Regions from separate parts of the Homo sapiens genome. Here region 1 is linked to region 2. The links are chromatin loops, found by intact Hi-C in ENCODE. Cell type or tissue: heart left ventricle. All regions are shown on one strand. Each heading gives the region's core, and the rest is flanking DNA. Links, peaks and the distances in the headings are about the cores only. Region 1 has its middle 25 kb from the start of C1orf21-DT. Region 2 has its middle 130 kb from the start of C1orf21-DT.

Region 1 (16,265 bases), core at 2,814-10,813, 110 kb before region 2:
CCTAAGAAGATATACAAATGCCCAATAAACACATGAAAAAAATGCTCAACACCAACTACTCATTAGAGAAATGCAAATTCAAGCCACAATGAGATCCACTACACATCATTAGGATGGCTACTAATTCTTTATTTTTATTTTTTGAGATGAAGTCTCGCTCTGTTGCCCAGGCTGGAGTGGGAGTGTAGCGGCACAATCTCCACTCACTACAACTTCCCCCTCCTGGGTTCAAGCAATTCTCCTGTCTCAGCCTCCCAAGTAGCTGGTACTACAGATACATGCCACCACGTCCAGCTAATTTTTGTATTTTTAGTAGAGAAGGGGTTTCACCACATTGGTCAGGCTTGTCTCTAACTCCTGACTTCAGGTGATCCACCCACCTCAGCCTCCCAAAGTGCTGGGATTACAGGTGTGAGCAACCATGCCTGGCTCAGGATGGCTACTATTAACCACCCCCAATCCCAGAAAATAACAAGTATTGGCAAGGATATGGAGAAATTGGAACTCTTGTGCAATGCTTGTAGGAATGTAAAATGTCGCAGCTGCTGTGTAGAACAGATTGACTGTTCTTCAAAAAGTTAAATTAGAAGTACCATATAATCTATCAATCTACTTCTAGGTATATACCACAAAAACTTGAAAGATCTTATTGGCCAATCTTAGCAGCCTGGATTTTATCCTGCTGATAGTCAATAATATATTTTTTTATTGTGGTAAAATATACATAACATACAATTCACCATTTTAACTATTTTTAAGTATGCAGTTCATTGGCATTAAGTACATTCACAATGTTGTGCAACCATCACCACTATCCATTTTCATAACTTTTTCATCATTCCAAACAGAAACTCATTATTAAACATGACATCCCCACTCTTCTCTCTCCTCAGCCTCTGGTAACCACTATTTTACTTTCTGTCTCTATAAATTTGCCTACTCTAGGAACTTCTAGCTGGAATAATATAATATTTGTCTTTTGGTGTCTGGCTTAGATCACTTATTGAATGTTTTTGAGGTTTGTTCATTTGTAGCATGTGTAACAATTTCATTCTTTTTAAGGCTGAATAATATTCCATTATATACACACCAAATTTTGTTAATGCAGTAATCTGTTGGTATACATTTGGGTTGCTTCCACTCTTTGGCTAATGTGAATAGTGCTGCTACGAACATTGTTTGATTTCATTTTTGTGGGCTGGTTATCTTTTAGCTTTAAGGATATATCATGAGCACCATAATCAGTTGTCATTACTTCTACTAATAGCTTTCAGAAGAAGAAAAATACTAGAAAAAAAAAACAGAAGTAAACTTTTAATAACTTCCAGAAAATGTATGTCTTTAGATAGAAATATTTCACTCAAACCATGGAGCATACCGCTACCTAATGCTATTTCTTCACATTTATATTGCCTTGTATTACCCAATCTCTACCTTCCCAAAATAAATCGTTATATCATTACTCACTCCTGTTTTCAGTTGTTCCTACCATCACCAAATGTTAACCTTCAGCCAAAGTCATTCTTAAACACAAACTCCCAGGAAAGTCTAATACAGAAAGAGGGAATAATAAGTACAAATTTTGAATACTTGTTATTCCAGGCTCTGCCCCTCAGTGTACTACTTATGCTCCCTGCATTTGTTTGCTATGATGGCTATAACAAAGCACCAGGAACACAGTGGCTTAAACTACAGAAATTTGTGGTCTTAGAGTTCTGGAGGCTAGAAGGCCAAGATCAAGTTGTTGGTCTGGTTGGTATGGGTCCTTCTGAGGGCTGGAAAGAAGAATGTGTACCATGCCTCTCCCTTAGCTTCTGGTGGTTGGCTGATCATCTCTGGTGTTCCTTGGCTTGTAGAAACATCACTCTGACGTCTGCCTTAATCTTCACATGGTGTTCTTCTTGCATGCTTTTCTGACTCCAAATTTTCCCTTCTTATAAGGTCACCAGTTGTACTAGAGTAGGGTGAACACGCTTTTCCAGTTTGGCCTTATCTTAATGAGCTACATTGGCAATGGCCATATTTCCAAATAAGGTCACATTCTGAGGTACTGGGAGCTAGGATTCCAACATATAAATTTTGCAGGGGGCCACTATTCCACCTGTATCATCACCTCATTTCACTTTTCCAACAATCCATTGAGAAATTTGTTGTTATCCCCATTTCACAGAGGATGAAACTGAGGCTCAGTGAGGCTAAGTAAGTAACTCAAACTAGAACAATCAGTGAGTGACAAAGCTGGAATTCAAAACATGGTCTATCTGATTCCAAACCCCAGACTCTTCTCATTATATGAGCAGAACACTTTTATTTACAGTCTCTGTCTTATTTCTTCTCAGCTTAGTAAATATCTGCCAACTGATAGAGTCTGGGCCCTTTCACTGTTACAGAATGGTTTAGTTCCATTTCAAAATATTTACTGAGTGTCTGCTACTGTAAGTATTTCAGGCACTGGGGTTCAAAGATGACTTGAAACATGGACCAGGCTTCAAGGTACTTAAAATTTAATGGAAGAAACAGACATATAAGTAAGTCACTGTTTCATAAGGAAACATTAAGTAAGTGTTAGGTAGAGATTCAAGCCACTCTGCTGTGGAGGGATTAATATAAATCATTGGGATTCAGCCAATAACTTTTATATTCTCGCATGGATGACCAGGGACACCAGGGACCGCAGGGAGCACATTAAATACACGTTTCCCTTGCTATCACATGCTCTCCTCCTTCATGGGACGATTGCAGAAGTGCTGTCCACTGAGAATTAATTTCCGAAGCAGAATTAGCTTCAGAGAAGCCCGGTCTCAGCGTGACGCTTCTTTTTCTCCGTTGAGGTCATTCAATCTCTCTCAATGTGTAGGATCTGATTCTTGCAACATTTAATCTTAGCGTGAATCATCCTCCCTTCTCTGAGACAGATAATGAAGTTTCCACAAGAAAGCAGGAGGACATTTCCTTCTGTGGCCACGCTCACCCTGACTGTCACAAATCTGCCCTTCTCTGGGCAGGGAGATAGTGGGGGGAAGGCACACAGGAAAGCGAACAAAGCCAATTCTTTTCTTTACCCTAGCTACCAAAGTCAGTCTGCTGGATAAAATATTTCCGAAGACGGTACTTCTTCAAGCAATGCTATATACAGTCTTATGCCTTTGAAGTTCCAATAAACTAGCTACTATAGAGCTAACATAACTACACGACCCTCTCAAAATGCACACACCAGTGCACCAGAGTCTTGTAACCAACAGTGATGGAATTCCTTGGGCTTCAAAGAAAAATCTTCTTGCAGGCATGAAACTATCTGTTTAAAAAATATTCACAGGGGCCAGGCGCGGTGGCTCACACCTGTAATCCCAGCACTTTGGGAGGCCCAGGCGGGTGGATCACAAGGTCAGGAGATTGAGACCATCCTGGCTAACATAGTGAAACCCCGTCTCTACTAAAAATACAAACAAATTAGCTGGGATCGGTGGCGGGCACCTATAGTCCCAGCTACTTGGGAGGCTGAGGCAGGAGAATGGCGTGAATCCGGGAGGCGGAGCTTGCAATGAGCCTAGATTGCACCACTGCACTCCAGCCCGGGCGACAGAGCAAGACTCAGTCTCAAAAAATAAAATAAAATAAAATAAAAAATAAAAAAATTCACAGGATCAGATCATTTAGATTCCAAAACTTCCAGAGAGAGCAAGCATGAGAATCAGAGGAAGAGCAAGGAAGGAGGACACTTCATTCTTAAAAAGGGTGGTATGATACTTTTTACTCTTTGGTTTTAACTAGATGTGGCAGAAAAAGGCTAGTTAGTATTTCAGTTTCTATCTCAAAAATGGAACCACACAGATCTTCAAGTTCTCCAAATCCTCCTTGACATTCTAATTGTAACTAGAGTTCACTCATGCATTCATATAACAAACATTTGTTAAATGCCTATTATATGTGAAGCACTGGGCATATTATAGAGAAGCTTTTGGGGAGCTCAGACTGCTGGCGATGGAGATGACAATGTCAATGTCAACAACAACAAACAGATAATTAAAATGCCAGCACCTGAATGATAAAGACTTCTCTTCATTGTTTCGGTGTCTGATGTGGCTAGGACTACCATTCTGTTTTAGGCTGATGCAATAATGTCAGAACTAAAAGCTCAGTCAGGTCTTCATGAATGAGTGGTAGCTACAAAGTACTCAGTGAGACTAAGCCTTGTGGTGGAGACAAGCTGCTATGTCAGTATGGGAGAAAACTAGGAAAGGAATGAGCAAAAAAAAAAAAATCTTTCTCCCAACAGAAAAATCCCAGTACTAATGTGTATTTTCTTGGAGTAATCAGATACTATAATATGAGATATAAGGTTCTTCTAGAGTTGGTTATGGGGCTAACAGACGTATTAGTTAAGATGCTTTTGTTTCACTCTGTTGCCCAGGTGGGAGTGCAGGGGTGCGATCACAGCTCAATGTACCCTTCACCTCCCAGACTCAAGTAATCCTCCCACCTCAGCCTCCCAAGTGGATAAGACTATGGGCGCAAACCACCATGCCTTGCTAATTTTTATATTTTTTGCAGAGAGGGGGTTTCACCATGTTGCCCAGGCTGGTCTTGAACTCCTGAGCTCAAGTGATCCACCCACCTCAGCCTCCCCAAATGCTGGGACTACAGGTGTGAGCCACCTTGCCTGGCTAGTTAGGATGCTTTTGACTGTAAGAACAGAAAATCCACCAGAAGTGGCTTAGACAATAAGGGCATTTATTACCTCACATAACAATAAAGTCTTGAAGTCAGGTGATTTTGGGGTTTTAAATTCAGCTCAGAGTTCACTGGGGATCCAGATTCTTCCCATCTGTGATGGCTAATTTTTTGTGTCAACTTGACTGGGTAAGGAATACCCAGGTAGGTGACTAAACATTATTTTTGGGTGTGTTTGTGAGAGTGTTTCTGGAAGAGATGAGCATTTGAATCAGTGCACTAAGTAAAGAAGATCTGCCCTCACCATTGTGGGCAAGTATCATCCAATCCACTGAATGCCCACTGAATAGCAGAGTGAATTCTCTCCCTGTCTGTTTCTTTTTGAGATGGAGCCTCACTCTGTCACCCAGGCTGGAGTGCAGTGGCACAATCTTGGCTTACTACAGCCTCCACCTCCCGGGTTCAAGTGATTCTCCTGCCCTAGCCTCCCAAGTAGCTGGGATTATAGGCATGCACCACCACCTCTGGCTAATTTTTTTTTTTTTTTTTTTTTTTTGGTACAGACGGGATTTCACCATGTTGGCCAGGCTGGTCTTGAACTCTTGACATCAAGTGATCCGCCTACCTTGGCCTCCCAAAGTGCTGGGATTACAGGCATGAGCCACCATGCCCAGCCTCTCCCTGTCTCCTTGATCTGAGACATCCATTTTCTCCCACCCTTGGACATCACAGCTCTTGGTTCTGGGGCCTTCTGACTCTGGGACTTACACTAGCTCCACCTCCCACTGTCCCTCCCTTGACCTTGAGAACACTCCGGGTTCTCAGGCTTTTGGCCTCGGAGTGGGAGTTACATCACCAGGAGTCAATTTCCTGGTTCTCCAGCTTGCCGTTGGCAGATCTTGGAACTTGTAGGCCTCTATAATTGTGTGAGCCAAGTTTCATTATATGTCTCCTCTTACATCTCTCTATATTTCTCTCTATATATGTTTCTCTGGAGAACCTAATAAACCATCTTTCTATTACACCATCCTCATTGTGTTAGCTTTTGGCTCCAGGCATATTCACTCATGGTTTCAAGGTGGCTACAGCAGCCCTGAGCATCATATCCACACAAAAGTATCCAATGGCCTAAGAAGAAACATCTTTATATTTCTTTTGAACAGCAAACAGAACTTTCCAGAAGCTCCTCCCGCAGAGTCCTCTATGCAAACACTAATGAAGCCACCACCTTGCTGAGAAGACTTGCCCTCGATCCCTCCTGCTCACACGATCAATCGTGCCTTACTCACGAAGCCTCAGGGCTGCATGGTGCCAAGCTCGGGCACTCATCTGCCTGCCTGTCCCAGGCCTGTGGGCTGTGTGTCACCTGTGCTAAGGCCCTGGGCTCAGAGAGCTTCCATCCGAGCTGGAAGCAACACTGCAGAGAAGCTAAATAGCCCACCCCAGCCTCTGCCGGGGACCCAGGAGGAAGCAGTAACGGCGAGGTGTGCAGCCACGGGGGCTGGTGAGGTAAGAGCACCCCCATATCCAGGTGAGGACAAAGTCATCCATGGGACATGTAGCTCTAGAATAAGGCTATTTGCACCAGGAGTTTTCAAGCCATTTTGCTTCAGAGCTCGTTTTGCAGCAGCAAACTCCAGGCCAGAGCCCAGACCTCAGCTGTACTGTGTTCTGTGTGCAGGGAAGCCCATGAACTTTGACAGCTATGGAGACATACATGTCCCTGCTGTGATCCTGAAGACCTTCCTGTGAGAGCTGTCCCAACTGCTGCCCATCTTTGAGGCCTGCAGACTTCCCCTTGCAGAAGTCCCCCTGCAGACTTCCTGTCAAAACAAGAAGTATCATTGGCCAGAATTGTGGGTCGCATGCTTATTCCTAAACCAATGACTGGAAAGGAAATGGAATTATCATGATTTGTCCAACCACTGAGATTCAACCCCTGGGGCTGGGGAGAAGGCCAGCCTCCCCTGAAGAATTTGGCTGTTTGATTCCTGAACAAATGGGAATACCTATAACAAGAAAACGGGGCAGTAGTTGATGGTAGAGGGAATGGATGTAAGGTGGGCAACTAGAGGGTCTGCCACAGCAGAGGTACAAGGCAGAAGCACTTCCATGCAAAGAGCAACTCCAGCTACGGGATCCTTCTCTGATGACCACTGGGCTTGACCTTGCTTCACAGATGAGCTTCTCTTACAGGAATGAGTTTTGCTGATCTTTAAGATAGCTTCTGAGGACACTCTGTGCTGTATATTCTGCTTGTTCATATTACACCACCTTGACCTGAAGCCAAATTATGCATAAGAGTTATAAAATGGTTTATGGCTAGGCAGGCAAGCTGATGTCATTTGTCAAATGTGGCACTCTAGAATTATCCTACCAGTATAAAACCATACAAAGGCTTTTCCACAGAATATTTATAGGAAAAATGTGCTTTTGCAACAAGAATGAATCACCCTACAACTTACTCCATTTGGAATAATGAAATAAGGAACCAGCCTGTTGGGCAATGGTGAGGGGAGTAAGAAAATGGTAACCAGTGAAGATGTCTTTCAGGTTTAACCTCAGTGAACAAATTTGGGTGGTGCTTCTTGAGTTGGTCCTTCCTTGTAAAACGGAAATTATAAGCTTCTTCGAAACGGAGAAGTTTGATTTCCCATATGCAAACTACTCAGAAGTAGATGGGACCATATAAATACGCTTCAAGAAAATATTTCCAGGATACCTAACTTGGTGCTTTATATGTAGTACTGTATAGTCATCCTTTGATTAATTGATTGTCGTGGAATTCCTTCAAGAAATTATCAAAACAAGAAGATTCTCAAGTATTGCATACCTTGGCAATATTATTAGCACTAAATCTTTCTTTGCAGATACAAAAACTATCTCTCAGATTTATACCAGTGGTTTTCAGCTATGGCTGCCCATTGAATCACCTGCAGGACTTTAAACAAAGGATGCCTAGTCCCGCCCCCAGAGTTTCTGATTTGATATAGGGTAAAGCCTGGGTATTGAAATGTTTTAAAGGTGATTTTAATATGCAACCGCTGTTGAATGCCTGCATCAGAATCACCCAGAAGGCTTATTACTATACGGATTACTGGGCCCAACTTGAGAATTTCTGATTCAGTAGGTTTGGGATGGGGCCCGAGAATTTGCATCTTTGAACAAATTCCCAAAAGACGTTGATGCTGCTGGTTAGGGGACTACACTTTGAGAACCACTGATCTACAGCGGGGTTCAGCAAACTGCAGGTTGTGGGTCCAGTCTGGCTAGAGGCTTTTGTATAGCCCATGAGCTCAGAATGATTTTACATTTTAAAACGTAAAGAAGGCAAAAAAAGGTAAAGGTGTAAAGAAACAAAACCAAAACAACAACAATAGCAAAAACAAAGAAGAATATACAACAGATACCCTGCAGCCCACAAAGCCTAAAGTATTGACTATCTGGGCTTTTACAAAAAATGTTTGCTTGAGCCCTGCTCTAAAGGATCATGAGTTCTCATGGAAGAAAAGTAAGATTCTTAAGGAGAAGGGAAAAGCTTTGGTGGGAAAATTTGTTTTGGTAGGCATGGGGGAAACTCTAAACCCAGCTGTGAGATTTTTAACCCCCTACTATGTGCCAGGGGAGTGGCATAATTTCATTTAATCTTGACAACAATACAGTTAGTATCACTCCCTCTTTTATGGATCAGAAAATGGAGGCTCAAGAGATATTAACTTGCTAGTATATAAAGTTACTAAAGTCATAGAACTATTGAGGTAGGAGATGAGACACGACTCTGGAGGTTGGGCTCAGACACCAGACCAAATTGAGGACTAGCTAAAACAGGGAAAGGGTAGAAACAGCTTTCCATAGGACATGCCCTCCAGTGTGCCATGTCAGTTTACCATTGCCATGCAACACATCAGAGTTACCTCCCCTTTCCATGGCAACAACCTCACCACCTGAAAGTTACCACCCTTTTCCTAAAACTTTCTGCATAATCTGCCCCTTAATTTGCATGTAATTAAAAGTGGGTATAAATATAACTACAAAACAGCCTCTGAGCTGCTCCTCTCCACACACTGCCTATAGGATAGCCTGCTCTGCAGGAGGAGTCCCGGAGCTGTAATACTGTCACCTCCATAAAGCTGATTTGTTCTACCACTGGCTCACTCTGAAAAGAGGGGAACAACACCACTGAGGCCTTTCTGAGAGTGGAAGGTGGAAGGAGGGAGAGGATCAGGAAAAATAACTAATGAGTAGTAGGCTTAATACCTGGGTGACAAAATAATCTGTACAACAAACCCCATGACACAAGTTTATCCATGTAACAAACCTGCACTTGTACCCCTGAACTTAAAAGTTAGAAAGCAGTTCTTTTCTGAGCAAAGCCAAGAACCCTTTGGGGCTAAGCTCCAATTTGGGGCTCACCTGCCCTACACTACTATGAAAAAGCTTTCTACTAATCACACTATGTCCTAGAAGAAGCTTATATTTCTGTATAGAAGTGGTTGTAACTCCCAGAGTGAGTCTAAAAATATAGTAAGCATCTAAAAACATCCTTTTCCCCAGTGGTTCAATTCAATTTATTATTGACTGTATTTCAGGCATGTGCTAGGCACTCATGCCACAAAAATATATGAAATATTGTTCTGACCTTCAAGGAACTTACAGGATAGTGAAAGAAACAGACATGGGAAGAAGCTTATCAAAGTCGGTTGGGGCTCAAAGGAGGGCATCAAGGTGGGCAAGGTTTCACAGACCAGAGGGCCCTTGTAGGATGCTGATTCTCTAGTTGGACAAGGCTTGGTCCTACAGAGCAAACAACACTGATGCTCCAATATAGGCAAGTCCCGGATGGAAGGATTTTACCAGTTCAAAGAGTCTCTCAGGATTCCTGTAGGATGTAGAGTTCAACCTCATCTTGGCCTCTGGCTGAACAAATAAGAGACTGGGAGATAGCAGAGAGGAGGCCCCTGCCCCACCAGCAGTTAGTGCGTGAAGTCAATGTTGGTCCAATTTCAGTGAAACAAGAAACTTTCAGTTCGATTTCATGGTTTTACATGATCATTTCCAAGCAAAGTTATTAAAAGAAAGCTTTATTTAAGTTAATGCTTAGTCTGCTGATGGACAGGGAGAGTTGTAATAGAGCATGTGATAATGATGCAAGGGTTGGGTTTCATACCACCACTTTTGGGCAGAACAATCTGAAACCACCAATTTTATAGATGTGTGATTCGCCACGCCAAGTTGAGGAAGCAGGCAGGATTCTGCATCATTCACCGATGTTAGTTCAAGAGACTAATATTTTCACATCTCATTTGAATTCATTTTTAAGGGTCAAGTTTCAGGTGAAATCACTAGACAAGAAATATCATTCAGACTGCCTAGGGCTGTGTTCTGAAGCTACAGAGGTGAGTAAAACAGAGGTTTGTGTGTAAGGAATTCACAGTTCTGTTGGAGCCTGTGGGTAGGGGGAAGGAGGAGTGGGAGGCGGGTGAACAGATTAATTCAGTACAATGCAGAAAATGCTGAGGTCAAGTCAGGACAGCACGAGAACCCAAGAGAGGCACCCTTCACCTTCCAAGGGACTTAAGGAAGGCTTCCAGGGGAGACTGCAGAGCAAAAAGTTTGCTTCTGAAATCCAGTGGTGACACGTTTAGCTATTTCTTTGGGACAGGCTATTTTTTTTTTCTTACTGTAAACCACATATCCAATCCATCAGGTCTGGCCTGACTTTTAATAATTTAGGTATAGTCCTAAGGAATTCTATCATCTATCACTGAAGTACACCTGCCCCTGGGTGAGTAAGTTGAGAACAGTTTAAGGGTACAACATAACACCAGACCACAGAATCCAGAGGATGTTCTGGGAAACAACTCAACCAGAAAAAGCTAAATGTTTACATGGAAACATTCTAGAATCTGCCATTTAGGTCAGGCATTGCATTTTAAAATTTCATATGCTGCTTTTTAAAACATGGGAGAATCATGTATGATAATTGTAGATTTGGAAAATAAGGAAAAAGTACAAAGAAGAAAAAATTATTTATATTAGTACAACCCAAAGTTAATATTTTACTATTTTGGTATATTCTAAATTTTTTCCATGTCTATATAGATACATAGGTCTTTTTAAAAAAACTTAAAAATTTTTAACAGAGACTAGTGTTTCACTAGGTTGCCCAGGCTGGTCTTGAACTCCTGGGCTCAAGTAATCCTCCTGCCTTAGCCTCCCAAAGTGCTAGGATTACAGGCATGAGCCACCACGCCTGGTGATACATAGGTTTTAAGTAAATGAAATTGTAGTGCATATATAGCTATGTATAGTTTTTTATTTAGGATTATTTCATACAAATTTTTTCATGATTTCACAGTTTCATCAACATTTCTTCCACTGAGGCCAAGGGCAGTGGCGTGTCACGCCTGTAATCCCAGCACTTTGGGAGGCCGAGGTGGGTGGATCACTTGAGGCCAGGAGTTCAAGACCAGCCTGGGCAACATGGCAAAACCCTATCTCTACAAAAAATACAAAAAATTACTCAAGTGTGGTGGTGCATGCCCGTAATTCCAGCTACTCTGGAGGCTGAGGTAGGAGGATCGCTTGAGCCTAGGAGGCGGAGGTTGCAGTGAGCAGAGATTGCCCCACTACACTGTAGCCTGGGTGATAAAGCCTGACCTTGTCTCGGAAAAAAAAAAAAAAAAATCTTCCACTACACATTTTAATTATTTGAACCTTTTACTTTCTCTTTAGAGATCTATTTTTCTTCCCAGTTTTTGGACATGGTAAATAATACATCTATTTTTCTCCCCAGTTTTTGGCCATTATAAATTATAATATAAATATGGTCTTTCCCTGTTTGACTGGGAACTTTAAAGATTTTTGGAACATATTGCCAAAATGCTTTCCAGAAAATCTATTCCCTTGCCAGTGTTAAGTATTATTATTTTTGAAATATGTAGTAAAGTGATAGATCAAACTGAGTATCTTACTCTAATTTCCATTTCCACACTACTAGTAATACTGACCGCTTAAACAAGGTTTTAAATGGCTATTGTTATTTTTTCTTCTTAAAATTGTCAGTGCCCTTTGCCAATCTTTCTATTGAGAAAATAATTTTCTTTTTGATTATATTAGTGCTTTATAAGTGAAGGTTATTAAGAAGAATATATTCTTACTTTTTCTTTGCCTTTAGTTTTTTTTACATGAAGAGGAATTTAACTTTTATGTGCCGAAAACTTTAATTTTTTTCTTAATATTTTAATGGCTCTATTTCTCAAATGTGAGAAAGATAAATATTCATCTAAATTTTATTTTAGTTTTAAAAATTATTGTTGTATTTTCTACAATTACTTCTTAAATCATTCTGGAATTTATTTTGGTTTATGGTGTAAGGTAGGATCACACACATATCATCGAGAGAAGCTCCCAAACTAAGGCAACATTCCATGACTAGAAAGTGTGTTTCATTCTCTGTAAGAATGAACAGGACCAAACATAATCTCAAGAAGCTTTTCATTTACTTGAGATGACTGAGATCAGGCTAAAATGTCATGTTTCTTTGCATTTTACTATAATTATATTGAGTCCAGGAGCTAAAACTAGTTATACTGATCTGTAAAAGCAAATCCATTATTATTCAAATGCAAATTGTCTACTAGACAAACTTGCAAAATCTGAAACACGTGGGAGAAAATAATACAAGTGTCCTTGATACTTATTCATTTGATGAATATATATTTTTTATTTTTATTTTTTGAGACAGAGTTTCACTCTTGTTGCCCAGGCTGGAGTGCAATGGTACAATCTCGGCTCACTGCAACCTCCGCCTCCCAGGTTCAAGCAATTCTCCTGCCTCAGCCTCCTGAGTAGCTGGGATTATAGGCATGCACCACCACTCCCAGCTAATTTTTTGTATTTTCAGTAGAGACGGGGTTTCTCCATGTTGGTCAGGCTGGTCTCAAACTCCCAACCTTAGGTGATTCGCCCACCTCGGCCTCCCAAAATACTGGGATTACAGGCATGAGCCACCACGCCTGGCCTGATGCATATTTATTGAGCACCTATGTCTACAAAGAACTGTACTAGATTGTGAAATTACTGGAATCACAATTTCTGTGTTTGAGGACACAGCACCACGTCTTACACTGTATGGACAAATGTTGTCAATTTAATATGTTTCATATGTTTGCAAGAAGCAATTATTTTAAAAGATAGTTGATTCAGAAATGCCTTAACATGGGACATAGCAATGTTATGAGGGAATGCAATGGCAGAAGTTTCTGGTGAACCCTCAGGACTACTTAAAAGGGAGAGAAGAATGATGTTTTGTCTTGGCTTACCCAAGAATGACACTAGTTTTTGGTATTACAGTCATTAGAAAGTTATACTATATAGTGCGTTGGCAATAATATCCCAGGCTTCAAAAATTCTACAAAATGATCACATTCCCTTTGGTATTACCCACCTATGCGTCTCAGTAGTCTAGGTTCTTTTTCTGAGATTAAATTAGAACACATTATCTGGACCCACTCTGGAACTGTCTTTATTGAATTATGCCCGAGGCTTATGCCCTTGGCATTTACTAAGGGATATTACATAGTCTTATGAATTATGAAGTTCATTGCTTCATTTGTCATAGAAATAAGGACATTGTCTAACATATCACTTGCTGTCCCTCCTGTGACAGTCTATCCAAAAACTTTTCCTTCTTTCTTTCTTCCTCCCTTCCATCCTCCCTTTCTCACTGCTTTTCTTCTTTCCTTCCTTCCTTCCTCCCTCCCTTCCTTGCTTTTTTCCTTCCTGTCTACCTTCTTTTTCTTTCTTTTTTAAGCTTCTGATGCCAGTAAACCTATATTAAGTTCTAATGACATTAGCTACACAGAACCATGCCCCTTCCCCCATCTTGATGTTCTAATTTATTTTATAATTCCTTAGTTCTAATTTATTTTCACTTGTGTTATTTTTTTTCCTAATTTTTTTGTAATTGGTCATTTGCTTTGATTCCATTTTTGCCAAACAATATTCTAATAAATTATTACTTCCTAGGTACCTTGATGTCAGGAAGAATAGCAATGGCAGAAAATGTTTCATCTTGCATGCCAGCACAGACCAATGGCAATGGATGTCTGAATCACTGGGTTAACAAGGAAAAGAATGCTGTGCTTAAGTAGCAATGTCTGCTCTGAGCATGGCAGGAGAAATTATTGGCACCTCTGTCAGATATTTGATATCTATTTCTTAAATAGAATACATACATATTCTAAGAACAAGAAAAGCATAAACAAATTAATAAATTACTTTCTGACTTCTAAACCAGTAACTTGTGAGTTTCATTAACCCACATCCATTCCCCAAAGCATGAATATACCTATGTGAAATGAAAAACCTGAGTTTTTACACCTCACATCGAAATGAGATCTTTTTCCTAAATCTTACTAGCCCTGGCCTCAGGAGTAGGTAAAATAGGCTCTAGAAGGGGAGATTTAAGGAGCCTGGTTGTGAAATCTCCCACTGTCTATTGAAGATCAGAAAGTTTGCAATTAGAGATCCATTTCTTTAGATTTTAAAAGTTAGCTCTTCATGAATCCTTTACTAAAAGAAACATAGTCCTAGATGGGTAATAATTTAGCTCTTACTGGCTAATTGGTTGACTACTAGTTAAAAGAAGATGGGAGAGTGGGGATGGGGGATAGGATGAGGATATGAACAGTCCTAAGGAGGGATGGCAGAGCCAGATTTTGCTTATTTCACAGTCTTGTCTGGGCTTCAAGCAACAAGTAAACTTACAAATGCATCATTGTTGGCCATAAATAATGAGGCATGTGGCAGTTCTCTGACAAGGCGTAGAAAGGAACATGCAGACAACCATTAATGACACAAATAAAACACCTCCTCATATGCAGATGGAGAATTCTTAATTTTTTGGTAAATAATTTGTTACTCAACTCCTCTCAAATCCAATAGACATGTTTCTGAGAAGAGCTTATTTTTTAAATAGGCAGATTAGGAAAAAAGGTACTCCCCCCTCATTCTTCATTCATTGCATTCTGTGAATCAATAAGTATTTCTCTTCTGTGCTTACAGGGTTCTAGCATGGTAGAGTGCTACACAGGAGGTGAAAGTAATGGAAGACGCAGTTCCTGCCTCTGCAGAGGTTATATCTGGGCTGGGAGATGAGTGATATGTACTTGAAACAACAGGTGAAAAATACCTGCCTGGATAAAATCAAGCATGAGGGTATTTGGTTCAGACTGCAAACACTATTGAATTCAGAGACAAGAAAGATCATAGAAGGAGAGAAATCAAAGAACATTCACTTTGAAAGGGATTACAAGAAGCCGTTTTTCCTGTCTCAGGTGTCTGTGGTAAACTGTGGCTGTTATCACCCTGGGAAATCCCTGAAATCAAGACTGTGTGATATTCCACACCTGCCCTGGACAAAATTCCACTCCAAGAATATCCTATTAACCACCTAGAGAAGGAATTCAACCATGGCCTCTTTAAAGTTTTATTTTAGATCACTCACAGGCCAGGCACAGTGGCTCAGGCCTGTAATCCAAGCACTTTGGGAGGCCGAGGTGGGCAAATCACCTGAGGTCAGGAGTTTGAGACCAGCCTGGCCAACATGGTGAAACCCCGTCTCTACTAAAAATACAAAAAATTAGCTGAGTGTGGTGGTGCATCCCTGTAATCCCAGCTACCTCGGAGGCTGAGGAAGGAGATTGCTTGAACCCAGGCGGCAGAGGTTGCAGTGAACCGAAATTGCGCCACTGCATTCCATCCTAGGTGACAGAGTGAGACTTTGACTCAAAAAAAAAAAAAGGAAGAAAGGAAGGCAGGAAGGAAGGAAGGAAAGAAAAAGAAAGAAAGAAAGAAAGAGAGAGAGAGAGAGAGAAAGAAAGAAAGAAAGAAAGAAAGAAAGAAAGAAAGAAAGAAAGAAAGAAAGAAAGAAAAAACAATTCCTATTCTTGGTGTGTAAGTTCTCTAAGGTGCTGAACCTTCACTATTCTGGTCTTCACCATTCTGAAAAAGTGTTAAGCATAAGGATATGGGTATGGGCATAGCAGGTACGGATCTCAATTCACAAAGCCATGTTCATTTTTGTTCAAATTTAGAAAACTATTGATATAATGCCATAATCTAAGATGCAGGTGACCATTAATGACAAAAATATAACACCTCATCATACGCAGATGGAGAATTCTTAATTTTTTGGCAAACAATTTGTTTACAGAATATACATATTTGTTTACCAAATATAAATATGTATATATATTTGAATGTATAGGCCAGCTGTTTGAAAGAATGTCTCTCCATTTGAATTTTACCAATTGTTTCTTCAAAATTAGTCATTTTATGTTTTATGACTCAATTTCTATTTATTTATTTATTTATTTTAGAGACAAGGTCTTGCTGTGTTGCCATGACCTGCTCCATTTCTGACCTGGTCCAGTTCACTCATCCTTAAGCAACCTAGTGGTCCTCTTCTCCTGGAGGTCACCATATTGATGCTGAACTTAGTGCAGACACCCAGTCAGCATAGCACACTGCAGCCCAGAACTCCTGGCCTCAAGCGATCCTCCTGCCTCAGCCTCCCAAGTAGCTGGGAC
Region 2 (16,265 bases), core at 5,236-13,235:
AGGTTTTTGCCTTGATACTGATGGCTGCTGACTAGTCAGGGTAGTGGCTGGTTGCTAAAGGTTGGGGTGGCTGTAGAAATGTCTTTTTTTGTTCTTTGTTTCTTTTGAGACAGGGTCTTACTCTGCTGCTCAGGCTAGTGTGCAGTGGCATGATCACAACTCACTGCAGCCTCGAACTCCTGGGCTAAAGCAATCCTCCTGCCTCAGTTTTCCAAGCAGCTGGACTACTTGGCATGTGCCACCATGCCTGAGCAATTTTTTATTTTTTGTAGAGATGAGGTTTCACTATGTTGTCCAGGCTGGAGGAGTGTCTTAAAGTAAGGCAACAATGAAGTTTGCTGCATCGATTGACTCTTCCTTTCATGAAACATTTCACTGTAGCATTTGATGTTATTTGATAGTTTTTTATCCATGGTAGAACTTCTTCCAAAATTGCAGCCAATCCTCTCAAACCCTGTCATTGCTTTATCAGTTAAGTGTATGTAATACTCTAAACTCTTTGTTGTCATTTCAACAATGTTCACAGCATCTTCACGAGGAGTAGATTCCATCTCAAGAAACCACTCTTTGCTCATCCATAAGAAGCAATTCCTCTTGCATTCAAATTTTATCATGAAGTTGCAGCAATTAAGTCACATCTTCAGGCTCCACTTGTAATTGTCATTCTTTTGCTTTTTCCGCCACATCTATAGTGATCTCCACTGAAGTCTTGAACTCTTAAACTCATCCATGAGGGTTGGAATCAACTTCTTCCAAACTTGTGTTAATGTTGACATTTTGACTTCCTCCCATGAATCACAAACACCCTTGACGGCATCTAGAACGGTAAATTTTTTTCGGAAGATTTTCAATCTACTTTGCCCAGATCCATCAGAGGAATTACTATCTATGGCAGCTATAGCCTTATTAAATTTGTTTCTTAAATAATAAAAATTGAAAGTCAAATTTACTCCTTGATTTATGGGCTATGGAATGGAAGTTGTGTTAGCAATTAAAGTAACATTAATCTCCTTGTATATCTCTCTCCATGAGAGGTCTTGGGCAACCAGGTGCATTGTCAATGAGCAGTCATAGTTTGAAAGAAATATTTTTTTTCTGAGCAGTACTCAATAGTGAGCTTAAAATATTCAGTAAACCGTGTTGTAAACAGATGTGCTGTCATACAGGCTTTCTTGTTCCATTTATAGAGCACAGGCAGAGTATATTTAGCATAAATCTTAAGGGCCCTGGAATTTTCAGAATGATACATGAGCATTTACTTAAATTTAAAGTTACTAGTGGCATTAGCCCCTAACAAGAGAGTCAGCCTGCCTTTTGAAGATTTGAAGCCAGGCATTGACTTCTTTCTAGCTATGAAAGTCCTAGATGTCATTTTCTTCCAACATAAGGTTATTTTGTCTACATTGAAAATCTGTTGTTTAGTGTAACCACCTTCATCAATTATTTTAGCTATATCTTCTGGATAACTTGCTGTAGCTTCTACATCAGCACTTGCTGCTTCATTTTACACTTTTATGTTATAGAGGCAGCTTCTTTCCTTAAACCTCATCAACCAACCTCTGCTAGCTTCCAATTGTTCTTCTGTAGCTTTCTCACCTCTTTCAGCCATTATAGAATTGAAGACAGTTAGGGACTTTGGCTTAAGAGAATGCTGTGGGTGGTTTGATCTTCTATGCAGACCACTCAAACTTGCACCACATCAGCAATAGGGCTGTTTTGCTTTCTTATCATTCATGTACTCACTGGAGTAGACTTTAAATTTCCTTCAAGACCGTTTCCTTTGCATTCACAACTTGGCCAACTGTGTGGCACAAGAGGCTTAGCTTTCAGCCTATCTTGGCTTTTGGCATGCCTTCTTCACTAAGCTTAATCATTTATAGCTTTTGATTTAAATTGAGATACGTGCAACTCCTCCTTTCACTTAAACACTTAGAGGCCATTGTAGGATTTACTAATTGGCCTAATTTCAATATGGTTTTGAGGAATAGGGAGGCCTGAGGTGAGGAAGAGAGGTGGGGGAATGGCTAATTGGTGTAAGCAGTCAGAACACACACAACATTGATTGATTAAGTTTGACATCTTATTGGGGTGCAGCTTGTGACACCCCAAAACAGCTACAGTAGTAACATCGAAGATCACTGATCACAGATCACCATAACAGATATAAAAATAATGGGGAATCTCTCTGAACCTATTCAGGTTTGGAGGCTGCCTGATAAAAATAATAATATTAATTATGAAGAAGTTTAAAAGTGTAATAATATTAATTATGCAAAATTACCAAAATGTGACACAAAAACACAAAATGAACACATGCTGTTGGAAAAATGGCATCAACAGACTTGCTTGACACAGGGTTGCAACAAACTTTTAATTTGTAAAAAAAAAAAAAAAAAAAAAACAGCAATATCTGCAAAGCGCAACAAAACAAGATATGTCAGTATTTGTGTGAATACAACTCTCAATTTGGAGTCTAGTACATCCTTTTACAGAAAGCAATAAAAACCAGACTTATAGGAACTAAAATGTAAAGAACTAAAATGTAAAGACATAAAAATAAGGCAAAATAATTAAGTTAGAATGTTTGAAGTATTAGATTGACTAAGCATCACTTCTAGTTTTGTAAGTCAACATTATTTAGAAATAATTTACATATAACAAAAGGTACAAATTTTAAGTGAAGTGTGATGAGTTTTGACAAATGCATACACTCATTTAACCACCCTCACATCAATGCATACAATATTTCTACCATTCCAAAACTTTTCTGTCCCTTTCTCCAATCTCCTCCCACCACTCTCACCCTAGGGAAGCACTGGACTGTTTAACACTATTAATTAGCTTTGGCTTTTCACATGCCATACCAAGTAGTCTGAGTATGGCGCATCACTTGTGATTTTCTTTGTGTTTACTCTGCTTGAAATTCATTATGCTTTTAGCCCTGTAAGTCAATATAAATCATCAAACCTGAGAAAATTGGGGCCATTGTTTTTATGAATTTTTTTCTCCATTTTTCTCACTTTCCTTTCTTTTTTAGGATTTCAATTACGCATGTTCTTAATATTTTATAATTTCTCTAAATCTGTCTTCAAGTTCCCTGATAATTTATTCTGTAATCTACTCTGCTATGAATCCTTATCAGTGAATTTTCATTTCAGTTATTTTATATTTTAGTCCCAGAATTTTTATCTCATTCTTTTTTTAAAAAAACAATAGAGTTTTCATATCTCCATTGAGATTCCCTATATGATCTCTCATTAAGACCATATTTTATTCTAAATCTTTGAAAATATGTATAACTGCTGCTTTAAATCTTTTGGGCCATTTTTTTCTCAATTATGGCTTACATTTTTGTATTTCTTTTTATTTTTGGCAATTTTTTACAACATATTGGACATTTTTGGTGACATATTGTAGATTATTTTGATTCTATGACCTTCCTCTGAAGAGTGTTGACTTTTGTTCTAGGAGGTAGTTTAATTACTGGCTTAGCACCTTGAACCTATGTATTAGTTTTATGGTTTGTTATGGCAGACATGTGCAAAGTGCAAAGTGTTTTCTTAGACTCTCTAACCTGGGTTGAGTCAGCTTCCAAACTCTGAAGCCTCACAGATCTCATTAAGTCTCATTTTTAGGGTTTGTTGGGGTGGGTCTATTGTAGGTCTTGCTTTAGAGTGGTCCTTCCTCCTAAAGCAGGTCCTTTTTGGTGCCTCATCTGGGTACCCAGGGTATTAACAAGGGCTCTGCACTCTAGTTAAGCCAGCACTCTAGTATCGTCCAACACTACTCCATCTCTGATACCCCTTTCTCCTCTCAATCCCCATGGTAGCCACTCTCCTGTAAACCTAGTATGGACTCATTCTAAACATGCACAGTCTAGACCTTAGCCAAGGATTCATGAAGAACCCCTACCCAGATTTTTGAGTCTCCTTTCTGTTTAGCTCTTTCCTCTCTGGTGCCCTGCCTTGCTCTAAAGATCCCAATCAGTTCAGCATCTCCAAAGTCTAAAGTTGTCCCCAGGCCAACAAATACAGTGATTGTGGGGCTCATCTCTTGAGTTTTCCTTCTCTCAAGTATTATTGCAGTTTTGTGCAGTCTATGGTCAAATGCCTAAAAAAATGTTGCCTCATATATTTTGCAGTTTTAGTGTTGTTTATGGCCAGAGGGCTAATCCCATAGTTAGTCCCTCATGGGTGAAGCCTTACCACAGATTTAAAGAGCTACCTGATGAAACCAAAGTTTCATTAGTAATGAAATCTGAGGGTTTATGGTGATATTCAGGTAACTGAGAAAGGAAGATATTATAAGCTTTTTTTTAAATGGTAGTCAAGAGATAAACCAGATGATTATGAGAACTCTAAAATGAACTTTGTAGTTTTGTCTTCCAGTGCATCTTCCTTGGGACAACCTCCCTCTCCCCACTTCACGGATTATGAATAGCTTTCAATTTCGGCGCTTTCCTAAGCACTCCTAGTCACAAATGTGGGCATGTTTGCGTAGAAGGAGTCAATCAAAATACTCCACTCTTAGACCTCAGTGATGAGTACAGAAAGGAGCATCCAAACCATGTCCATCAGCATCTTCCCTGAGCTTAACACATAGGTAATGGTAGAGAGACATTCTCTTTCTGTTGAGGTCGCTGGCTGGGAAGATATGAGCTGGATCTCTTGACAGACAGCTTGCTATCTAAAAAGACACAGTCTATAAAATAGGGGTTTGTCTTTCTTGGGCTACTCAATATCCAAACCCTCTTCCAATTTGAGATCTCTACTCTGTAGCCTTTAGCAGGAGGCAGGGTCCTGACACTCACTCTAATAATAAAAGAGATCAAACATTTTTTTTCTTTCTTTCTTTTTTTTTTTGAAACGGAGTCTCGCTCTGTCACCAGCTGGAGCGCAGTGGTGTGATCTCGGCTCACTGCACCCTCCACCTCCCAGGTTCAAGCAACTCTCTGCCTCAGCCTCCTGAGTAGCTGGGATTACAGGCACCTGCCACCATGCTGGGCTAATTTTTGTATTTTTAGTAGAGACAGGATTTCACCATCTTGGCTAGGCTGGTCTTGAACTCCTGATCTCGTGATCCACCCATCTCAGCCTCCCAAAGTGCTGGGATTACAGGTGTGAGCCATCGTGCCCAGCTAAGATAAAACATTCTTTCTCCCTACTCCTGAAAGCTGTGACTCAATCAGACTGAGTCTTGTCAATGTGACTCTCCTACCCACTATTTCAGATATTAAGGTTGTGATGTAAAACTGCAAAAATAGTGATTAACTACACAAAAATGCTGGAGTGAAAAATCCAATGACAGCAGGAAATGTTCAGTTATGGCACTTCCAGACATACTTGAAACAAGTATTCATCTGCAGTAGCATCTTAACTAGACCATTTCTGGGGCATGAACTTTGTTGTATTCACAGCTATCTAGAAACCCTTGGGTATTGCCTGTTTTATATTCCTACCTCTGAAGCATTCTAATAATCCTGTAAACTACTCGATATCCTTCTATAAATGTTTTCTTGCTTAAGTTTGTTTGGCAGACTGGTAGTTGTTATTCAAAATCTTTTTTTTCCTTCTTCCCAAATATGTGACCACACAGATATAAACCACATTTCCTGGTCTCTTTGCAGCTATATATGAATAACTATGTGAAAAAGTTTAGGATATGAGCAAAAGTAAGACATGCATCTACTTGTACTTGTTTAATTTTAACTTGAAAAGTTGTGGGACTGGGCGCAATGGCTCATACCTGTAAGCCCAACACTTTGGGAGGCCTAGGTGGGCAGATTGCTTGAGCCTAGGAGTTGGAGAACAGACTGGGCAACATGATGAAATTCTGCCTCTACAAAAAATACAAAAATTAGCCAGGCATGGTGGCGTGTGCCTATAGTCCCAGCTACGTGGGAGGCTGAGGTGGGAGGATTGCTTGTACCCAGGACATTGAGGCTGCAGTGAGTCATGATCCCACCACTGTACTCCAGCCTGGGTAACAGAACAAGACCCTGTCTCAAAAAAAAAAAAAAAAAAAAAAATATTTTGGCATTTCCCTCTTTACTCTGGTTTGAAATGCCCATATGGCTCTGATATGGCCTCCACTATACAGACAAGGTCAATGCTTTAGGAAATGACAGCATAAACAAAACAATATGTATATGCCAAAGCTTCCTCTGAATCATGTATAGGACAAAAAAACAAAGATTTAAGGGATTAGGAATACTGGAGTAGATTTAGACTGGGAACCTATACACCCACCCTTGAATTATATTCCCCAAGAGGGTCCAGATATCACCAAGCCCACCCAATACATTGGTGAGGGTTGCTCTTGCCAACATCTCTGAACAGCACTCTAGTGGCTGCACTCTGCAACCTCGCAATAGCCAGTGGTGGGGTGAGGAATGCCAAAATTGTCTTGGCTTCCATAATATCAGGATCCTGGGATGTCATAAAGTCAAATAATAGCATTTAACCAGCAGAAACAAAGTGAATGTGGCTACCATAATAGGCAGCAGGTCCAGTGGGAATAATTGAAGATTTGAACCATAGTGGTTAATTGATCACGGGGTCCCTGAACTGAAATACATGGACAGCAACTAAATCTCAATTTGATTTGTTTAACTAAAACCTTCCAGTTCTATAGAAAAAAAGCCTTTACTTGAACAAGGATGACTCTCCCATTTCCCAGACCTGAATCAGTTCACAAATCCCAGAGCATTCTGAATGATGGGCAACCTAGAAATCTTTACTGAAGTGCACGCTGTGACTCTATCTCCAAGCAGTCCCCAAAGGCATTCATGAATGTATACCAGGGCAACTGTATGATACTTCTTGGGGAGGAGGGATATTTGGAACCTGGCTGTGAACATTTATTCCCGAGGACCCAGAATGCCACTGTCATCCACTGGTCAGAGTGAGGTTCATGGGCGTAAAGTAAAAAGTGAGCCTCAAACAGATGCATCTCAGTAGTAACTGCAGACATTCTTTATGGCTGTTTACCTAGTTCCTGAGTGTGGAGTTAGAATATATTTTATCACATGTATCTGGAGAGAGCGATGCAAAGGTTCAGGGATGGTGAGAAGTCACGTACTCTGGCAACAGCAGAGTTGAGTTCAGCGGCTGTGTGCCAAATGCCTGGCAGTCAATGGTCTCATGGTGATGGAGTCTCTTCCTGTAGCTGCTCTTGCCTGTGCACTATGCTTCTCAGCCTCCTTTACTGGCTGCTTTCTTTCCAAAACTGCTTCTCTGCCTTTCCCCTCAATTCTGTATACTACTCAGGATTCTTCTCATCAAAACCCTTTCTGTTTCACTTAGCCAGATTTAGCTTCTGATTTTTGCAACCACAAACCCTGATATGCAGTATAGACTGCATATAAAATAAAACAAAGTGGATATAAGAGAAATTGAGAAGTGGACACAGAGGTTTCTGATGACACGTTTTTATCTCTTGGTTCCAGTTTTACACAAAGCATTCCCTGTTAATAAGCCAACAAGTACCACTTAAATACCTGAAGTACCCAGAATTAGGATTCTTTCATATAATACAGAAATAAATACGAATTACACATCCTCCTCTTTCTAGTTTCTTTAAAGAATTAGCAGATGAGGAATTATTAATGACAAGCCTTATTCCTCTAATAGGAGTGTGGGTCAGAGATACATCAACAAAAATGGGTGGAGTTGAAAGACTGAGTGAACGTGAACCTGAATGTTTTAACAATCTAACTAGAGAAAATAAAACTCGGCACGGACAAGAAATTACCCTATGGTCGCAAAGGAAAAAGATAAGAGAGAGGAAAGAAAGAAGGCAACACCCATCCTTCCTTTGGAGTCAGGCAGGATTCATTGTCTCTGTGGCAAAAGCATTAAAGAGCTTGCTCCTGTATTATATATATTCCCAAGAATTCTGAGAAAGAGGTAGAAAGAGCAGGAAAGAGAAGAGAAAATATGCCACCCTGAAAGTTATACACACACGTGCACACATACACACACATGACATACACACACACACACACACACCCCAGTGGAGGTACTCCACTTTTCATTTCTCTAATATTCCTAAATGATGGACCCATGTGTGAACCATTCAGTGATTTGCCACTATTTTGTGTGCTCTACAACATCGTGGCTTTTCTTGAACAGATAATCTCCCTTTATTTGGCATTCACTGCTCTTTGATTAAGCACTAAAGGGTAGCCTTACCCTATCCTTAAGGGTAGCCTCACCCTATCCTTAGGAATGGGCTTATGGGAAGATATTCTTTTCTACTCTCAGCCTGATATGGCCCTTTCTTTTCTCATTCAGGGAATTGGCCTTTCTCTGTCAGGGATTGATTCTCAACAGCACTAAAGAGCTTTAACGCCAGACTGAATGGGTGGTCTTCATGGAATGACAGCCCACTTCTGAAATTCTAGGCAAGTCAACACTGGCTTAGGGCTGATTCTACTACATAAGGATAACTAGAATCTGTATTGCCCAGGAGTAGCCTATAGATTTTCCTTTTTTCATTACAATAGTCTGTTAAATTAGTATCAAGATTTTATGAAAACCAGTTTTTGCAGAGCGCCTATTCAGTGTCCAGCATTGGAGGAGAAGGCAAGACTTAAAAAGAAACAGGCCGGGCATGGTGGCTCACACCTGTAATCCCAGCACTTTGGGAGGCCGAGGCAGGTGGATCACCTGAGGCCAGGAGTTCATGACCAGCCTAGCCAACATGGTGAAACCCCGTCTCTACTAAAAATGCAAAAATTAACTGGGTGTGGTGGCAGGCGCCTGTAATCCCAGCTACTTGGGAGGCTGAGGCAGGAGAATCACCTGAACCCAGAAGGCGGAGGTTGCACTGAGCTAAGACCATGCCACTGCACTCCAGCCTGGGTGACAGAGTCAGACTCCATCTCAAAAAAAGAAAAAAAAAGGTGTTATGGAAGATTTGGTAAAGCACACAATAGGTCTTAGCCCAGATTTCAACACCTGCAAGAATCTACTCGAAGAAGTTGTGATCCGTTACAAGCCTTGAGAAATAGGCAAGTTTGTGGTGTAGAGAGGTAGTCTGAATCTTAAAAAGAGCATTTACAAAGGTCCAGAGGCCAGAGAGAGTTGCAGCCCTGTGGAAGGCAGTTCAACATGATTGTTGCATGACAGAGGAATGGGGAAAGATGGGGCGGGAGAAACTGGCAGAACCCTTATATCTTGAAGGGCCTTGCATGCCATTCCAAGGTATATGGATTTTACCCTTAAAGCCCTTTGAAGGTTTGGGAGTAACATGGCCAAGTTTTATCTAAAGAAAAGCCATGTAGCTTGCAGTGTGGGTAATGGATGAACTGATGAGGGGTAAAACAAAGGGCAGAGCAATCCATTAGGAGATGGAAGATGACGGTGACTTGAACTAAGGCAGTGACAGAGCAGATACGGAAAAGTGAAAAAATTCTAGAGGATTAAGTAGGAACAACTGACAGAAATTGATTAAAAGTTGATATGGATGATGGGGGAGGGGTCTATGTTTCTGTTTTGAGCAAATACTTGCATGGTGGTGGGAATGTAGGAGATAGAGCTTGTTAAGAGAAGGAATGAGAAAGTGGAGAGCTCAGTCTGAGATATAAATTAGAGGAATCTCTGGACCATTCACATGAAAATGCCAGGAGGTCTCTAGGTCTTGAGCTGGAGTGACACCATCAGGGAGAGAATAAAGAGTTGGGAGTCATAGGCATACATTTGGTAACTGAAGCTACAGGAATGGACCAGACTACTTGAGGTGAGGTTTTCCAATGAAAAGAAAGTCAAATCTAGATACCAGGGGAACACTACTTTTAAGAAACATGCAGTGAGAAATGAGTAAGCCAAAGGGAAGACAGCAAGGTAAGAAGAAAATTACCACGGAGTGCCTGCCTGGGCAACAAGAGCGAAACTCCATCTCAAAAAAAAAAGAAAAGAAAAAAAGAAAAAGACTTAAAAAGAAACCAAGAAGAATCACATTTTCCCACTCTTGTCCTTAGACAAAGGATATTTAAATTTCTGTGTTTTCTAGTGTCTTCCTAGTTGGAGGAAGGAAACAAACAGCTGATTCCATAGCTGATGACTGAGCCCTTTTCAAGGACCCTGACTTGGGAAGCAGCTGTTCCTCATTCTCTGGGAAATTTACCAGCACCAATGGGAGGTGGGAGGTGGAAAACAAGTGATACTTGCTTTTCTCAGCACAAGGAGAAGGAGACCTTCCAACCCCAGGGACTTAAATCACTCACATTTCTCCTTAGTAAATCAATGAGTAGTTTAGAACTGATTCTTATTCTATATATTTTCTCTTCTTTTCAAGTCTTCACATGGCCTGGAAGAGGAGAAATACCTCCACAAAATGAAATATACAAACCACAGAAATGCTGGGGTTTAGTTTTTGAATAATATATTCCAAAAAAGACTTTATCTCTTACAAAACTGTTGTTTCTCAGAGCCACCCAAGTGATATCAATTATAAGCTTTTGAAATTGTCCTGGTAAGATTTTCCTGCACTCGAGATTGGATTGGCTCCCTGGAGCATATTCAATGCTCAGGATGCCAGGAACTGGGTTTCTTTCTAAACATTGAGCTAGGGGTTGGTAATTCCAGGGTGATCAAGACAACTAGGACTTCTCCCTATTCCTACCCGCTCCTGAACAAAGACACTAATCTTGGATATTTATCAGAAATACCTCCAGATAACACAATGCCTACAGCCCCTGCCCCAAAATAGCTGGAATTCCCCAGAACACCAGGAGGCTGGCTGTGTCAGGAGCCTTATTTCACAGACCCTTGTATGTGTGCTCCAGGCTCAGTCACAGAGCCTGAGGGGTGGGCTTCTCAAAACAGGTGGGCCTGCTGGTCAACCTCCCACAGCCCGGGCAGTCCATTAGTGATGTGGTTAAATAGATAAATCCTGGGTTTGGTATTTGACCATATCGCTCTCCTGGGACTCCTTATCCCATTAGAGAATTCCAGATGCTCATAGGCTCCTGCTTTTCTGAGCTTTGAGGCTCCCTCTCCATCCACCCTATACTCCAAATTAATCCTTCTTCCACAGAGCACACTAATTCCTCTTTAAAACATGCCTGCCTTGATCAGCAATTTTGAGCCAAATATTGACCAACTTAATGCATTATCCTTTTGTGAGAGAATTTCTGTTTTAATGAAGGGAGTGTTTTACAGAGTAGAATATAAAGACTAAGATTAAATCTAGGTTGTTTTAAAGACCAACAGAATTGGGGCCAATACAGTGTGAATGACAAGAAGACAGACCCATTCTGAACGTGTAAAAGGCCTTTCTAGCAAACTGAGATGTTCAAAAAAATGGGAAGCAGTGCTTTAAGAAGTGATAAGACGTCCATCACTCTACAGTGGGTATTTTTGTCTTGGTGAACTTTTGACTGGTTGAATTCTACAATTATGCATCAGAGTATCAGAAGTACATACCAGGCAAACTACTAGGATGCCTTTCAGAGGTCATTAAAAATGGTGTAGATATTCACTTGATCTGAAGAAGAGGGAATGGCATTGGGATTTCTAAAATTTATTCTTTTATCAGAAAAGTCTTAGTATCAGGGACTGCCTGGTACTGGATGATACAATAACGAATAACTGAAACACATCCCTGCCCTCAAAGGGCTTACAGTCATGAGGGAAAGAGACAGCAACAGGCAACTGCAATATAATTCAAGTGGAGGGTTTTTAGGATGTTGGTGGAACCTAGGCTGGAAACCTACCACAGCTGCAGCTGCAGCCGCAGCCACAGCCACATCCTCAGGGGTCGGGGAGTGAGTCAGGGAAGCTTTCCTTCAGGAGGCAGTGTCTAAGGTCAATCTGAGAGACTAGCTGGAGGAGTTAGTCTGGGGAAAAGAATAGACCCTGAACAAGAGACAGGTTATATATGTTTACTAACAGTTACTCTATTTGTGACTGGAAGGGCTTTTTCCTCATGTCTGGTAGGAAGGAAGGGAGATCTGTATTATGGGATGAGAGGCAATCCATGTTAAATAAGAGAGGTTTATTTGTCTTCTAGAGACTACTTGAAAAATACCAAAGGCCTCAGCTTAATTCCACCATGCACTCCAGGTAGAACCCCCACATATGTGGATCTACTGGGACCTTCCCAGATGGAGCCAGGAACATGTTCCACTGAGTAGGAAGGACAGAGGATAGAAAAGAAAGAGAAAGGGAGAAGGAAGCTATGGGATAGAGGGTCTCCCAGGCTTCAGCAGAAGCTGAATCCACAAGGACCAAAGAGCAACCCAAAAGGGAAAACCTGAAGGAAAAGTGTGGTTATATTCAGGACCACCCACTAGGAGGGCTTTTTTATTTCTGGTGATTTATTGTCCTTACATGACCACAGGGGGCACAACGGTGTTCTCCTTATCTATTGCTGTGCAACAAATCACCCCAAAACCTAGTGGCCCAGAACAACAATCACTCCGTTATTATCTCTCATGTTTTGGGGATGGACTGTGCTCAGCCAGGCAGCTCTTGCCCAAGATCTCTTATGTGTTGCAGTCAGATGATGGCTGGGGTGAGAGTTATCTTCACTCACTTGTCTGGCAGTTGATGCTGGCTGTCAGCTGAGACCTTAGCAGGGTCTGTCGTTTGGAACACTTACTCGTGGCCTCTTAATGTGATCTGGGTTTCCTCACAACATGGCACCTGCATAACAGAAATGAACTTTATGGGGTCCAGGTGGAAACTGTATCACTTTTTATAAACTATTTGGCAGTCACATAGCATCACTTCCACCATAGTCACAGGCCTTCCAGATTCAAGAGGGGTGAGAAAATGAACACCTTTGAGTGTGTGTGTGTGTGTGTGTGTGTGTACTTATATACACCTAAGGTATACAACATGATGCTTTGATACACATATCCATAGCAAAATGATTACTGCAGTCAAGCAAGTTAGCACATCCATCATCTCCCATAGTCACTCTGAATCTGTATATTGCTTTGGGTAGAATGCACATTTTAACAATATTAATTCTTCCAATCCATGAACATAGATTTTTCCATTTATTTGTGGCATCTTCAATTCTTTCATCAATGTTTTATAGTTTTCAGTGTGCAGATCTTTCACTTCTTCATTAAATTTATTCGTAAGTATTTTATTCTTTTTGATTTTACTATGAGATTGTCTCCTTGATTGCTTTTTCAGATAGGTTGTTATTAGTGTAAAGAAATGAAGCTGATTTTTGTATGTTGATTTTGTATCCTGCAACTTTACTGGACTCATTGATTAGTTTTAAAAGTTTTTTTATTTAGTTTTTTTTTTTTACTAAGTTCTGGGATACATGTGTAAAATGTGTAAGTTTTTTATATAGGTATTCATGTGCCATGCTGGTTTGCTGCACCTATCAACCCGTCATCTAGGTTTTAAGCCCTGCATGCATTAAGTATTTGTTCTAATGCTCTCCCTCCCCTTGTCCCCCACCCACTGACAGGCCCTGGTGTGTGATGTTCCCCTCCGTGTGTCCATATGTTCTCACTCCCACATATGAGTGAGAACATGCAGTGTTTGGTTTTCTGTTCCTGTGTTAGTTTGCTGAGAATAATGGTTTCCAGCTTCATCTATGTCCCTGCAAAGGACATGAACTCATTCTTTTTTATGGCTGCATAGTTTTTTATAAGGAGGAAAAAAGATGGACTACACATTTTTATGGAAGAAGTAGCAATGCCTTGTAGGAACTGCATGCAGGATGAAATGTATTGTGCCAATGTCTTTGGAAAATATAATCTGCCACACAGAGGGATTATATTTAGATTGAAATTACATTATAAAGTCGCAGCAGAATTGTAGCATGGACCCTGGTATTAACTGCTACCTCCCCATCGGTAGGGCAGGTGTGCCTGGGATAGGATGTCTTTCTTGACTCTGTCCTTCTTCTTTTGTCAATCAGGGGCTTCCCATCTTCTCTCTTCCTGTTGCTGCCTTTTAATTCTGCCTTAGTCTATGGTAGAGTCACTTCTGGAGTAGTGTGAGGAGCACTGTATCTTTAGATTGAAAGACCTGGGTTTGTTTCCTGTGAGGACCATTTTCCAGCTGTGTAGCTTTGGGCAATCCACTAAACTGTGCTTCAGTTTCTCTCTTTGAGAAGTTGGGGAAATAATAGTACCTCCCTGATAGGGCCATTGTGCATAGTACATAAGACATAATGCAAGGAGAACAGCTGGAACATTGTAAGCACCTTATAAATATTCCTTTTATTAGCTGACACATCAGCTGATGGATACTCTTAATGTTATTTAAATGTTTACATTTCAGTTTCTTACAGCAATGGTCTCCAAATTTTTAAATCAGGCACTTTGGTCAGAAAAATGTTTCATCCATGCACCTTCAATATGTGAATATTTGTACATAAGTAATTTTTATGCATATGGTATAGTACTGTCTAACTCACATAACATACTCCCAAGTAGCTATAAAATAGGATTAGTTAAAATACATAGAAATTCCCATATGGTATTCCATGCCATGGTAAATCTGGTATTCCCCTCCACTTTGATGACCATGCCTTAAAAACAGATCTTCTAAAGTTTTAGAGGAGTATCTGTAACCATATTCCTGTATGAGTAAGTAGCTGGAGATAGATATATAGAGAATAAAAATGAGAGAGAGAGAGAGAGAGCGCCAGAGAGAGGGAAGGGAGAGGAAGGAAGAGAAGGAAGGAGGGAGAGAAAGAGGAGAAGGAGAAAACTTTTGGTTTTCACTTTATATGGTTCTGTACTGCTTAGAAGTTTTAGAATAATAAGCATGTACTCTTCTTAACATTTTTAAAAAATGTACAATGCAGGAGTTTAGTTTGACCTCCATAATCCAGACTTCAGTCATTACATGTCTAAATACTCTATTTCTTTACCATTGAAATTGTTCCAAATGTATATGCCATGTGGAAGTCTTGGGAAGGGTAATTCTTCCCTGAACTTCACTTGGACTAAGAGAGCAACTGCTCTCTGTAACATCCTACCTTTCCAGACACTTTGGAGGTAGGAATTTATAGGCCTCTGTGGTTTGAGGAAGGAAAAAGAATTTATTCTGCACAGAGTTTTCTCTGGAAGACTCTCCTGTTTACTGAAATGCTCTTTCCTCTACAGTTGTGTCTGTCCCTCACTGGAAAATTCTCCACTGTGAAGGAAACTCCTTTCCCTGAGCATGTACTTGGCCGAGCTGGTGGGTTTTGTTGGGTTGGTTTGTCATTTTTTTTATGCACATGGAACATGAGTGACAGAAACATGCATATCAGCTCCTTTACTTTCAGACCTACTTTTTGGACCTATACGTGCACTGTAGTTATTGGAAAATATGGTGTCATGTGTCTGAGTAACCTTACTGGTGAGATGAAAAAGTGTTCATGTAACCTACATGCACTGCCAGACCAGCATTTTATCCTGAATGTGATGACCACCACTATGTTTATTTATAAAGTCCTTGTCAAATGATGGAAAAATTATGGTATCTTCATGGCTACATCCTTTGAGTTGGTGCTATCATCACTGTGATGGAATGAAATCCCTTTTAGTTCATGGTAGTGAAGGAATAAATCCATGTGATTCTTCCCTCATTAAAAGGATAAAATAACTGACATCCCGTATTTCTGTATAGATGTGCTACCTCTTTATTTTTATTAGTTGTTGATGTAAACATTCTATAGTGGAACTTACTATTAATAGATAGGACTCGCTTTAGGCTTTGCCGCTCAAAAATACTTCCCCATAACTTCTATTTATAGATTAATTTGAGTTTGGCTATTTTAAAATACAAATGCCATGCTGGGTGGTAGTCCCATTTACCTTTTAGTAGAAATTATTTAGTTAAATAATATGCAGTTTATAGTCTGTCGGCTCCATAGATCTATTATTCACCCTTCCCCACCTGCTTCATGCCCTACGATGCTGACTTTCTTTGGCTACATCAACTCTGCTCCTTTGCCTTCTGCCTTGTGCAGGTTTGGCCAATCGACAGCACTGGAAGGAGATCAAAGGGTAGAAGGAGAGATTCAGGTATCTGTTCCCCTGGTCACTTCCCTGCTGGGCTATGGCTTGGCACTGGCTGGGATCCTTTACCTAAGGCACAGCCATCACCTGGTCCTGCTAACTGCTTCCCCCAATCCCTGACCCTTCCTGCTGTCATTGTCTTTCGGGTGCTTCATTATCCCTCATGGATTTCCTTTCCCCTGCCCACATTTTTGCAATTGTCTCTTCAGCAAATGTTCTCCAATAATTCCTTTTGAGCATGCCATTTGTTTCCTGATAGAACCCAGACAAATAGAGT

The links. A loop is a pair of places that touch in the nucleus more often than their neighbours do. Peaks named below come from ENCODE experiments on the same cell type or tissue, not always from the same donor. Only the 100,000 strongest peaks of a DNase experiment are listed, where the experiment ranks them.
Region 1: it touches region 2 in a loop (2.2-fold over the local background); 2 of 110 quality-filtered maps call a loop at or near these places.

Annotation. Positions count from the first base shown.
Region 1 is chr1:184,353,744-184,370,008 of GRCh38, reverse strand. No RefSeq gene overlaps it. Among named protein-coding and RNA genes, the nearest start is that of C1orf21-DT, 25 kb to the left of the region's middle. RefSeq lists enhancers at 5,544-6,044, 6,045-6,545. In heart left ventricle, for the core only: no CTCF peak of the experiment used is centred there; no DNase peak of the experiment used is centred there.
Region 2 is chr1:184,249,592-184,265,856 of GRCh38, reverse strand. No RefSeq gene overlaps it. Among named protein-coding and RNA genes, the nearest start is that of C1orf21-DT, 130 kb to the left of the region's middle. In heart left ventricle, for the core only: no CTCF peak of the experiment used is centred there; no DNase peak of the experiment used is centred there; H3K27ac peaks cover 896 bases.